2 separate regions of the Homo sapiens genome follow, and region 2 is linked to region 1. A link is a loop called in an ENCODE intact Hi-C map of the cell type or tissue named here. Cell type or tissue: tibial artery. All regions are shown on one strand.

What was found. Peaks named below come from ENCODE experiments on the same cell type or tissue, not always from the same donor. Only the 100,000 strongest peaks of a DNase experiment are listed, where the experiment ranks them.
Region 2: it touches region 1 in a loop (3-fold over the local background); 6 of 110 quality-filtered maps call a loop at or near these places.

The regions. Positions count from the first base shown.
Region 1 is chr9:33,204,694-33,209,693 of GRCh38, reverse strand. No RefSeq gene overlaps it. Among named protein-coding and RNA genes, the nearest start is that of SPINK4, 33 kb to the left of the region's middle. In tibial artery, no CTCF peak of the experiment used is centred here; no DNase peak of the experiment used is centred here.
Region 2 is chr9:33,143,295-33,148,294 of GRCh38, reverse strand. The region is part of intron 1 of B4GALT1 (beta-1,4-galactosyltransferase 1); the gene reads left to right. Among named protein-coding and RNA genes, the nearest start is that of B4GALT1-AS1, 21 kb to the left of the region's middle. In tibial artery, no CTCF peak of the experiment used is centred here; DNase peaks (open chromatin) are centred at 2,754 and 4,724.

The sequences.
Region 1 (5,000 bases):
GCCACAAGCCAAGGAGCCCTTGGAAGCTGGAAGAGCAGGATTCTTCCCTGGGGCCTTTGAAAGGAATGTGACCTTGCTTTGATTTTAAACTTTTGGCCTCTGGAAATTTGAGAATCTTTTTTCTGTTTTAAGTCACCAAGTTTGCAGTAATTTGTTATGGCAGCCCTAGGAAATGAACACTTTCTGCAACACTCCGCCCACTCTGCAACATACACTCTTCTTCCAGGTTCTAGTAATCTCCCACCCCTCACTCCCTGGGCATAGTGGTGGTGATAGCTCTGCTCCTGCCAGACCTGGGTTTCTGCCATATCCCTTCTGTCTTCCCCATCCTTGTCCACACCCTTGGATATTCCTGGACTATTTAATATATCTTAAAACCACACAGCTGGGTGTGGCAGCATGCACCTGTAATTCTAGATAATCAGGAGGCTGAGACAGGAAGATTGCTTGAGCCCAGGAGTGCAAGACCAGCCGGGGAAACACAGAGAGACCTCATTGCAATTAAAAAGTAAGAATCAATAAATTAAAAGTCAATTAAAGCCACACAACAATATTTTGTGATTATATGTAAGAGTTAGGTTCTAGGCTCATGTAATTGTAATGTCAGACAAATGAATGATGAACCATATGAAAGGTGTGGGGAACAAGCAACAATTTATCATTGTGTGGGAGTGCCCTGTCACAGTACCTCTAGCATCCCTAGCCAGAAGGGTTCCACAATCATCATTACAACTAAAAATGGCCCTACAAACTTCCAATCCCCTGTCCTCAGAGAGTGGCATCATCTTATTGTGAACCATTGATTATATAATATCTCGTTTAATCCTTACAACCACATTTTGACATGGGTACCATCTCTACAGATGCAGAAACAGTCTTAAAGAGGTCAAGAAACCTGCTTAGGTCTGTCTGAGGTGGACCTGGAGTTCAGACTCAGTTCTGAGGAGACCTAAGGTCTGTGTTTCTAATTGCAAAACTGTACTTTGGGTCTTTGTCAGGGGAGAAGGTGGTGAGGGCTGGGGCAGATACAGTGCTGTGGGAGATCAAGTCTAACTCTTTGTGGAGAAGAGGGGCTCCATCAGAGATGTGCTAGTCTGGGTATGCTAGGCTATGTATAAGAACTTATAGCCTCAAAATCTTAGTGGCTTAAGAGTAAAGATTGATTACTTGCTTCAGCAAAATCCAATGCAGATCTTGATAGGGAACTCTCTCCTGGGTGAAATCAGAGATTTGGCCTTCTTCCATTAGGAGGTTTCACCATTCTCAGACCCTTTTGCTTCCAGCCTCACAGGTGGAGGAGATAGTGTGTAGAATTTTTTTTTTTTTTTAAGATGGAGTCTCGCTCTGTCACCCGGGCTAGAGTACAGTGGCACGATCTTGGCTCACTTCAACCTCCACCTCCCCAGTTCAAGCGATTCTTCTGCCTCAACCTCCGGAATAGCTGGGATTATAAGCGTCTGTCATCACGCCCAGCTAATTTTTTGTGTTTTTAGTAGAGACAGGGTTTCACCATGTTGGCCATGGCTGGTCTCGAACTCCTGACCTCAGGTGATCCACCCGCCTTGGCCTCCCAAAGTGCTGGGATTACAGGCATGAGCCACTGCACCCAGCTTAAGTGTGTAGAATATTTCATGGCCAAATGTGAAAGTGGTATGCATCTCTTCCACCTCCTTCCATTGGCAGAACTCAGTCACACAACATACCTACATGCAAGGGATCCTGGGAAACGTAGTCTATATCTGTTGAACACAGCATTGTCTCTGCAGAAGAGATGTTAAACTCATCCAGTCCCTATAGCTGGAGCATAAAGAAGGGAAGCTTAAGTTCAAGTGTTTTCTTTGCTATTTATCTATTGCTATGGTTTGAAGGTGTCCCCCAAGTTTATGTGTTGGAAACTTAATACCCAATGCAACAGTGTTGGAGATGGGGCTGAATAAGAGGTGATTAGGTTGTGGAGGCTCTGCCCTAATGAATGAATTAATGTCATTATCTCAGGAGTGGATTAGTTCTTGAGAGATTGGGTCTGTAAGAAAAGTGAGTTCAGCACACTTTTGCACTCTTGCTTTCACCCCTCTTGCCTTTCCACCTTTCATGAGGGGATGATGCAGCATGAAGGCCCTCACCAGATGCCAACACCTTGATATTGGACTTCCCAGCCTCCTGAACTGTGAGAAATAAATTTCTTTATAAACTACCCAGCCTGAGATGTTCTGTTATAGCAATACATAATGAACTGAGACATCTGTTAAATGACCATGCTCATGTCCTGCCCCCTTTAAGGACCTCAGTTTCCTCATTTGTCAGATGGTTATGGAGGCCCATCCCTCACAGCTGCATGATGACCAGATGTAAGAGGAGTAGGGTGCTAGTTGAAGGAAATCATGAAGAGAGCTGCCCCCACCTGAGGTCTGTCCTTGTCCAACAGCTCTCCTGACTCCACTGTCACCTTCTGCAGGCAGTAAAGCCCAGCAAGATCTCTTGGATCTTGAGGAGGCCAGGCTGCCTCTTCCTCCCTGTGAAGTCTCAAGCACCCATGGTATCTCTAAATACTGGCATTATTGGGGGAAAATGGTTCAGGGGAGTAAACAAAGAATCGGATTAGAAACTATCAGAGGCCTCTGGCAAGGGCCCTCAAGACCCATTGGAGGTGCTAGGGATCCAGGCATCAATCTAAGGAAATGCTAGAGCTATGGTCAAGGAGCCAGTGCTGGGGCAGGGATGAGTGATGCTCGCTCCAATGGACACCCATTTTTTTTGTCTTCCTAAAACCTCTTTTCCAGGAAACAACTCTCCCATACCCAAACCACAAGGTTGTAGTGGGAGCTGCCATGTTTCTACAATATGACCCTGACCCTTTGTCACTTGATTGGTCCAGGGTCAGGCACCTGAGCCATGCTGGAATATTGAAGAAAGAGAGAACAGAGAGCTATATTAACTCCCCTCCAGCTGATTGGCCCAACAACATATAACAGTTAGGTGCTCTTGGCAGCCATATTTTCCTTACTATATAGGAGTAACAAGCAGAAGAATCTGGTTTTATGAGAGAGAATGACAAACAGAAAGATTCCCAGTGGCATTTGAGTTTCTAGTTCTACTCCATTCCTGAGGCTAGGCTATAATCTAGTCCCTTGTCTCTATGAGATGTTCCAGTATCATTATAAATAAGTTCCCCTTCTTGATTAAACTAGTTTAGGTAGATTTTTGTTAATTACAATCCAAAGATCGCTAAGAAATAGTATGAACTTTATTATAAGATATATTTATTCATTCAGAAAATATTTGTGGAGCAACTACTGTGTTCTGGGTACAGTACAAAATGCTTGAAATTCACTGATGAATAGGATAGACATGGTATCTCCCCTCAGGGACCTTCTACTTGGAGGTAGAATAAAAGACTGGGGCAGGAACAGATCTCAAACAAGTAAATTTCAAGGGTTTTTTTGTTTTTGTTTTTTGAGACAAGGTCTCGCACTGTCACCTAGGCTGGAATACAGTGACACAAACATGGATCACTGCAAATTCGATCCCCTGGGCTCAAGCAATCCTCCCGCCTCAGCCTCTCAAGTAGCTAGGATTACAGGTGTGTACCACCACACCCAGCTAATTTTTTAATTTTTTTTGTAGAGACAGGATACCACTATGTTTCCCAAGCTGATCTTGAACTCCTGGGCTCAAGCAATCCTCCTGCCTCAGCCTCTCAAAGTGCTAGGATTACAGGCGTAAGCCACCACACCTGACCAAATTCCAGGTTTATGAGAACATGTAACAAGGTTATGAGAACATATGAGCTTTGGCCAGGTGAGGTGGCTCATGCCTGTAATCCCAGCACTTTGGGAGGCCGAGGCGGGCAGATCATGAGGTCAGGAGATCGAGACCATGCTGGCTAACATGGTGAAACCCCATTTCTACTAAAAATACAAAAAATTAGCCAGGCATCGTGGTGGGCGCCTGTAGTCCCAGCTACTTGGGAGGCTGAGGCAGGAGAATGGCATGAACCCGGGAGGCAGAGCTTGCAGTGAGCCGAGATTGCGCCACTGCACTCCAGCCCGGGCGACAGAGCAAGAGAAAAAAAAGAAAAAAGAACCTATGAGCTAAGAACTGAGGACTGAGTGGGAGTTGCGTAGAAGGAGCTGGGAATTCAGATGTAGAGTGAGGGGAGCATCCCATATAGGAAGAAGAGCATGAGTGATGATAACTCCATCATTAAGCCAGCATCTTTTGAAGAGAGAGCAATACTTCAGCTGAGTTGGGCCAGCTGAGAGTCCTGGTTTCTCACATTACCCAACTTTGGGCCCTCAGCTAATACATCAGTGAAAGACATTTTCTTTTTCCCCAGAAGCAGCCCAGCAGAGACCACTCCATCCTGTCCTGACTCTTTTCCTTGTTGAGCCATTACATAAGGAGAAATACGAAACACTTCCAGAAAGGCCTTGGCACACTGAACATGATTTGTATATCAATCTCTCCCTTTCATTCATGCTCCTGTCATTCATGCCATAGGAAGAATGCTAGTTTTCTTCCTTATAGCCACTATCCCACCTTCCTTACTCCTATATTGGGGGCAGCAATGTGCCTAGTCTTAGCTAAGACTACATTTTCCTTGCAGATAGGGATGGCTAATGAGAAGTAAGGGGAAGTGATTGGGTGGCGTTTTGAGAAAGCTGTATAAAGGAGGCTAACTTAGCTAGCAAGTACCACTTCATCTTTCCCCCCATCATTCTTCCTTTACCTCCCTGGGACATGGACTTGATGGGTGAGGCCCTAGCAGTCATTTTTTATCCGTGAGGTGATCTTAAGGAGTAAAGTCATGTGCCACAGATAGCAGAGCAGAAGACAAAATAATTCTAATCTGGAGACCTTGTAGATAGAGTCCCCATACCTGCCTGGCCTTTCCTAGGAGAAAACTAAGACCCTGTCTTATTTAGACCACTGTTGACTTGGATCTCTCTTAGTAGCAGCTGAGCAAAATTCTTCACTGATATAACCTCAAAATCCTCTTA
Region 2 (5,000 bases), 61 kb after region 1:
CTTTGTTTTAACTTGTTTTTCTCTGATTACCAATGAGCTGGAGCATTTCTTCATATGCCTGATGGTCTTTGGGATTCCTCTTAGGTAAATTGCTTATTCATTATAATCCTTTGCCTGTTTTTCACTGGAGTTCTTATATTTTTCTTGAAGATATGCAGGAATTCCTTATACATCCTAGATATTAATCCCTTCCTGGTCTCAGACATTGCAGATATCTTCTGAATCTGTTATTTACTTATTTATTTACAATTTTTTTTTTAAGAGTTGGGGTTTTGCTCTGTCACCCAGACTGGAGTGCAGTGGTATGATCATGACTCATTGTGGCCTCGCAATCCTGGGCTTAAGCGATCCTCCCACCTCAGCCTCCTGAGTAGTTGGGACTACAGGTATGCACCACCAGACTTGGCTAATTTTATTTTATTTTTTAGAGATGGAAGTCTTAATATGTTGCTCAGGCCAATCTTGAACTCCTGGCCTCAAGCAATCTTTCCACCTCAGCCTCCTGCATCTATTATATATATGTTCACTTTGCTCATGCTGTATTTTGTTGCAACATAAAACTATTTTTCCCATTGTTTTGTGCAGTCTCTCACCAGCACTCTTCTTTTTCTGTAACTGTGTTAATGCCCTTTGTTCTTCCATATGTTAGGTATGCTGGTATAGTTGAACTCTGCTGACTCTCCTCAGTAAACAGTCTCTTTTTATGACACCTTATCCTCTACTGAATTCTCTCTATCAAGAATGACTTGGCCGGGCATGGGGGCTCATGCCTGTAATCCCAGCATTCTGGGAGGCCGAGGTGGGCAGATCACCCGAGGTCAGAAGTTCAAGACCAGCCCGGCCAACACGGTGAAACCCTGTCTCTATGAAAATACAAAAATCAGCTGGGCGTGGTGGCAGGTGCCTGTAATCCCAGCTACTTGGGAGGCTGAGGCGGGAGAATCACTTGAACCTGAGGGGGAGGTTGCAGTAAGCCGGGATGGCACATTGCACTCCAGACTGGGTGATGGAGAAACTCCATCTCAGGGGGAAAAAAAAAAAAAAAAAAAGAATGACTTGTCTTCCTCTTAGAGTGTGAGGTCTACATACAAATATTATTCTTGTATTCAGCAAATGTATGTCATAGGCCTAGTGTGTGTTAGGAACTGTGCTGTCACCAACAAAGTTTAGAGAGGTTATAAAACTTGACTGTAGCTTTTTAGAGGTGGAGGAGTGATTTGAAACCTAGGCTGTAATTCCTTCCTCCTGTGATTCCTTCCTACTGTGTTGCCTTCCCTTGAAAATTGCATTTGGGGGCCAGGTGTGGTGGCTCTCGCCTGTAATCCCAGCACTTTGGGAGGCTGAGGCGGGTGGATCACCTGAGGTCAGGAGTTCAAGACCAGCCTGGCCAACATGGCGAAACCCCGTCTTTACTAAAAATACAAAAATTAGCTGGATGTGGTGTGTGGTGACATGCACCTATATTCCCAGGTACTCAGTAGGCTGAGGCAAGAGAATCACTTGAACCCAGGAGGCAGAGGCTGCAGTGAGCTGAAATTGCACCACTGCACTCCAGCCTGAGTGACAGAGTGAGACTCTGTCTCAAAAAAAAAAAAAAGAAAAGAAAGAAAATTGCATTTAGTTCCTGTAGACTGTGTGTCAAATGTCTAAATCTCTTCTAACAAATGGCCTAAGGAGGTGCAAAGCGAAGCATCCTCACCAGCATCCTGACTTGGCAGTGAGGCATGGGACCCTGGAGGGAGTAGTGGTAAGTGTGACTCTGGAATTCTTCCTGGGCTACTTGTCAGTGACTGGCTCCAGATTGAGAGGAGAGCCCAGAGGACACAGGTGGCTGCCCCAGCCTGGAGGTGAAAGTCTTAAAATAAAATGCCAGATGCCTAGACCATTCTAAACCTTTCTGAGAAGCTGAAATCATCCCTTCTGGAAGCGCTCTAGTTCTAAAAGGACAGATATACAGCAAGATCTTCCTGGGGCTAATATGGAGTTTATAGGCAAGTAGGCCTCAGAACCTTTCCCTGGTAGTGATATCTGTGGGCAGGCACAGTTTCCACACTTTCCAGAAATTCCAGCGGAAGGAGTGAGAAGGAGGAATCTGCCCTTGAGTGAGGACCAAAGAAAGCAGAAATTCCTCTTGGGAATTTTTCCTCCAGAGACCAAACACTACTTGGGAGCTTGTTTACTGGGCTTTAAAAGCTTGTGACCCCCAGTCACTCTTTCTTGACCCCAAGGCTTTGCATTTCTGTGGCTTCCCCACTGGACAGAAGTGGAACTGTCATGCTGCCTGTTCTGGGGTCTCCCAGAGGTTTCCCCATGTCCTCTCCTTGCTTCTACTGCCCCACAGAATTGGGGATCTGTGACCACATATGGTATAGAATTAATGCTTGAGAATGGTTTAGTTCAGTGATGTCAAATAAGATTCACTTTTATGCCACCTCCATCAGTTGAAGGCCCCCCTGGCCCCTAAATTGGAAAAGATTCTGAGACAGAATCCCCGTGGGTACAGCGCAGGGACAGTAAAGGCACGTGTGCTGTGATTTGCTATCCACTGTGTGGATGCATCCAGGAATATCAGAACCCTGGAAGATTATTTAAGGGGAAGTTAGGACAGCTTTTTTGCCAATCCAAGGGTGTTCTTGAGGAAGTCTGTCTTCCTGTATGGCCTTCAGTTTCTTTCCTGTGTAACCATGGGGCCAACACATAATTCCCACAGCTCTATTGGCCCTTGTCTGCCAGGATTCTCTAGGGTCTGATTCGAGGTGGATCCTGGCCCTTTGAGGTGGCAGAATCTGATCATGGTGCTGTTTCCTTAGATTTAGGCCTTGATACCCTTGGCGAGAGCATCCTGGGCTGAGTGACCACCTGAGGTTTTTCTGGTGATTTTGTGACCCATGTAAAACTTTGAGCTTTGGGATTATTCTCTCAAGGAAATAGTGACATTTGGTGAAGAGCCTGTTTGGTGTGGCTATGTGAGGCTTAGCCAAGAAAATGCACCATTTTTATTAGGAGGTTAGGCCATCCGTTGCCACAAAGTGTCAGATGCTAGGCCTAGAGCCTGGAGAAAACTTATTTTAAAATTGATGGGGTGCTGGAGGGGTTGGGGGGTGGTGGCTGTAGCTCATGAATCAGGTGCTAAACCTAGAAACAAAAGGCCTCATGTGGCAGACTGTTTCTGAGCACAGATGAATGGATGAGCAACTGGCGCAACTTTGCCCAGTTGGTCCAGCTTCCCACTTGGCCACCTAGGCTTGCTGTGAAGACCTCGTCTGGCAGAAATGAGAGTGTTTTTGCCCCATCTTGATCTTAACTGTAATTTAAGACTAAAATCTTAGATTCTAAAACATCAAAGGCAAGATGGCTCCCAGCTCTGTGAGCTCAGCTTCTCACCTCTTAGTTGAACAAGTGCAGTGTGGGTCAATACATGATTGCTGCTCTTGCTGCCAGGAACTGTCCCAGCATAGAAAGGAATGGGACACAATCCCTGCCGTCAAGATTCTAAGGGAGGAAGCAGGCAGGTCGACTGGTGCCTCATCTCTGCAGGGCTCCAGCCAAGGTTTGTGAAGGATTTTGCAGGCATATGGAGTGGGGACTGATTGATCCCGAGAGGGGACTGGGGAAAGCTCTGAAGAGGGGATGACATTTGGTTTGAACTCCAAAAAATGGTTGCTTTACCTGTTTCCTGAAGTTTTTGAGGTGGCTTATAAGAACATATACCATAAAAAGGACCAATATAAATTTAAAATCAGAAAAAGAGAAAATGGGCTGGGCATGGTGGCTCATGCCTGTAATCCCAGCACTTTGGGAGGCCAAGGTGGGTGGATCGTGAGGTCAGGAGATCGAGACCATCCTGCCTGGCCAACATGGTGAAACCCCGGCTCTACTAAAAATACAAAAAATTAGCTGGGTGTGGTGGCACATGCCTGTAGTCCCACCTACTTGGGAGGCTGAGGCAGGAGAATCGCTTGAAACCTGGGAGGCGGAGGTTGCAGTGAGCTGAGATCGCACCACTGCACTCCAGCCTGGGCGACAGAGTGAGACTCCTCCTCAAAAATAAATAAATAAAGAGAAAATGGAACTTAGAAAATTAAGAGGAAGAGTGAAAAGGTAGATATTTAGTCAGGCACAGTGGCTCATGCCTGTAATCCCAACACTTTGGGAGGCCAAGACAGGAAAATCTCTTGAGACCAGGAGCTTGAGACTTGCCTGGCAACATCTCAGGTGAGACCTTATCTCTACAAAAAATTTAAAAATTAGCTGAGCTGTGTGGCTCGTGACTGTGATCCCAGCTACTCAGGAGGCCGAGACCACAGCCCAGGAGGATCGCTTGGGCCCAGCAGTTTGAGGCTGCAGTGAGCTGGCACCACTGCAATTCAGCCTGGGCTACAGAGCAAGACCCAGTTTAAAAAAAAAAAAAAAGATATTCAAACCATGGGTCCCAACGTAGTTATTATATTTGACCATTTGCAAAAGCTGAAAGCAAAACATGTTACACATTTTCAGAGAGGAAAATACACAGTAGTTCCTGAGTGTAAGTTGTTTTTCTTGACCTCATTCTTAAATTGCTTCATGAGGGTGGGAGGGAAGTGGTAGTTAATAAGTGAACCTGTAAACCAGCGTTTCTCAAAATGTAGTCCAGGGAATTGCATCAAAATTGCAGTTACCTACAGTGCTTGTTAAAATGCAGATTCCTGGGCCCCTGCCCCAGGCTTATCAAATCAATCTGGTGAGTAGGACTCAAGAACCTGTAAATTCACATACTTCTGCAGATGATTCTTCTTGCACTGCACAGCATGAAAGCCTCTGCAATAGACAGAAAGCTACCAGCATTGCGAAAGCAACTTGAGTGCTTGGCCTTTGAAGGTTGAGTGGGACTTTAATGAGGGAGAGAGTAAGGCATGAGAAATGGCAGTTCCACTGAGGTCAGTCAGTGGTTCATTGCTGACGAAGTCACTTTTAAGTCATGTTTTAGAAGAACTACCAAGTGTGGCAGGTCAGGCATGTGG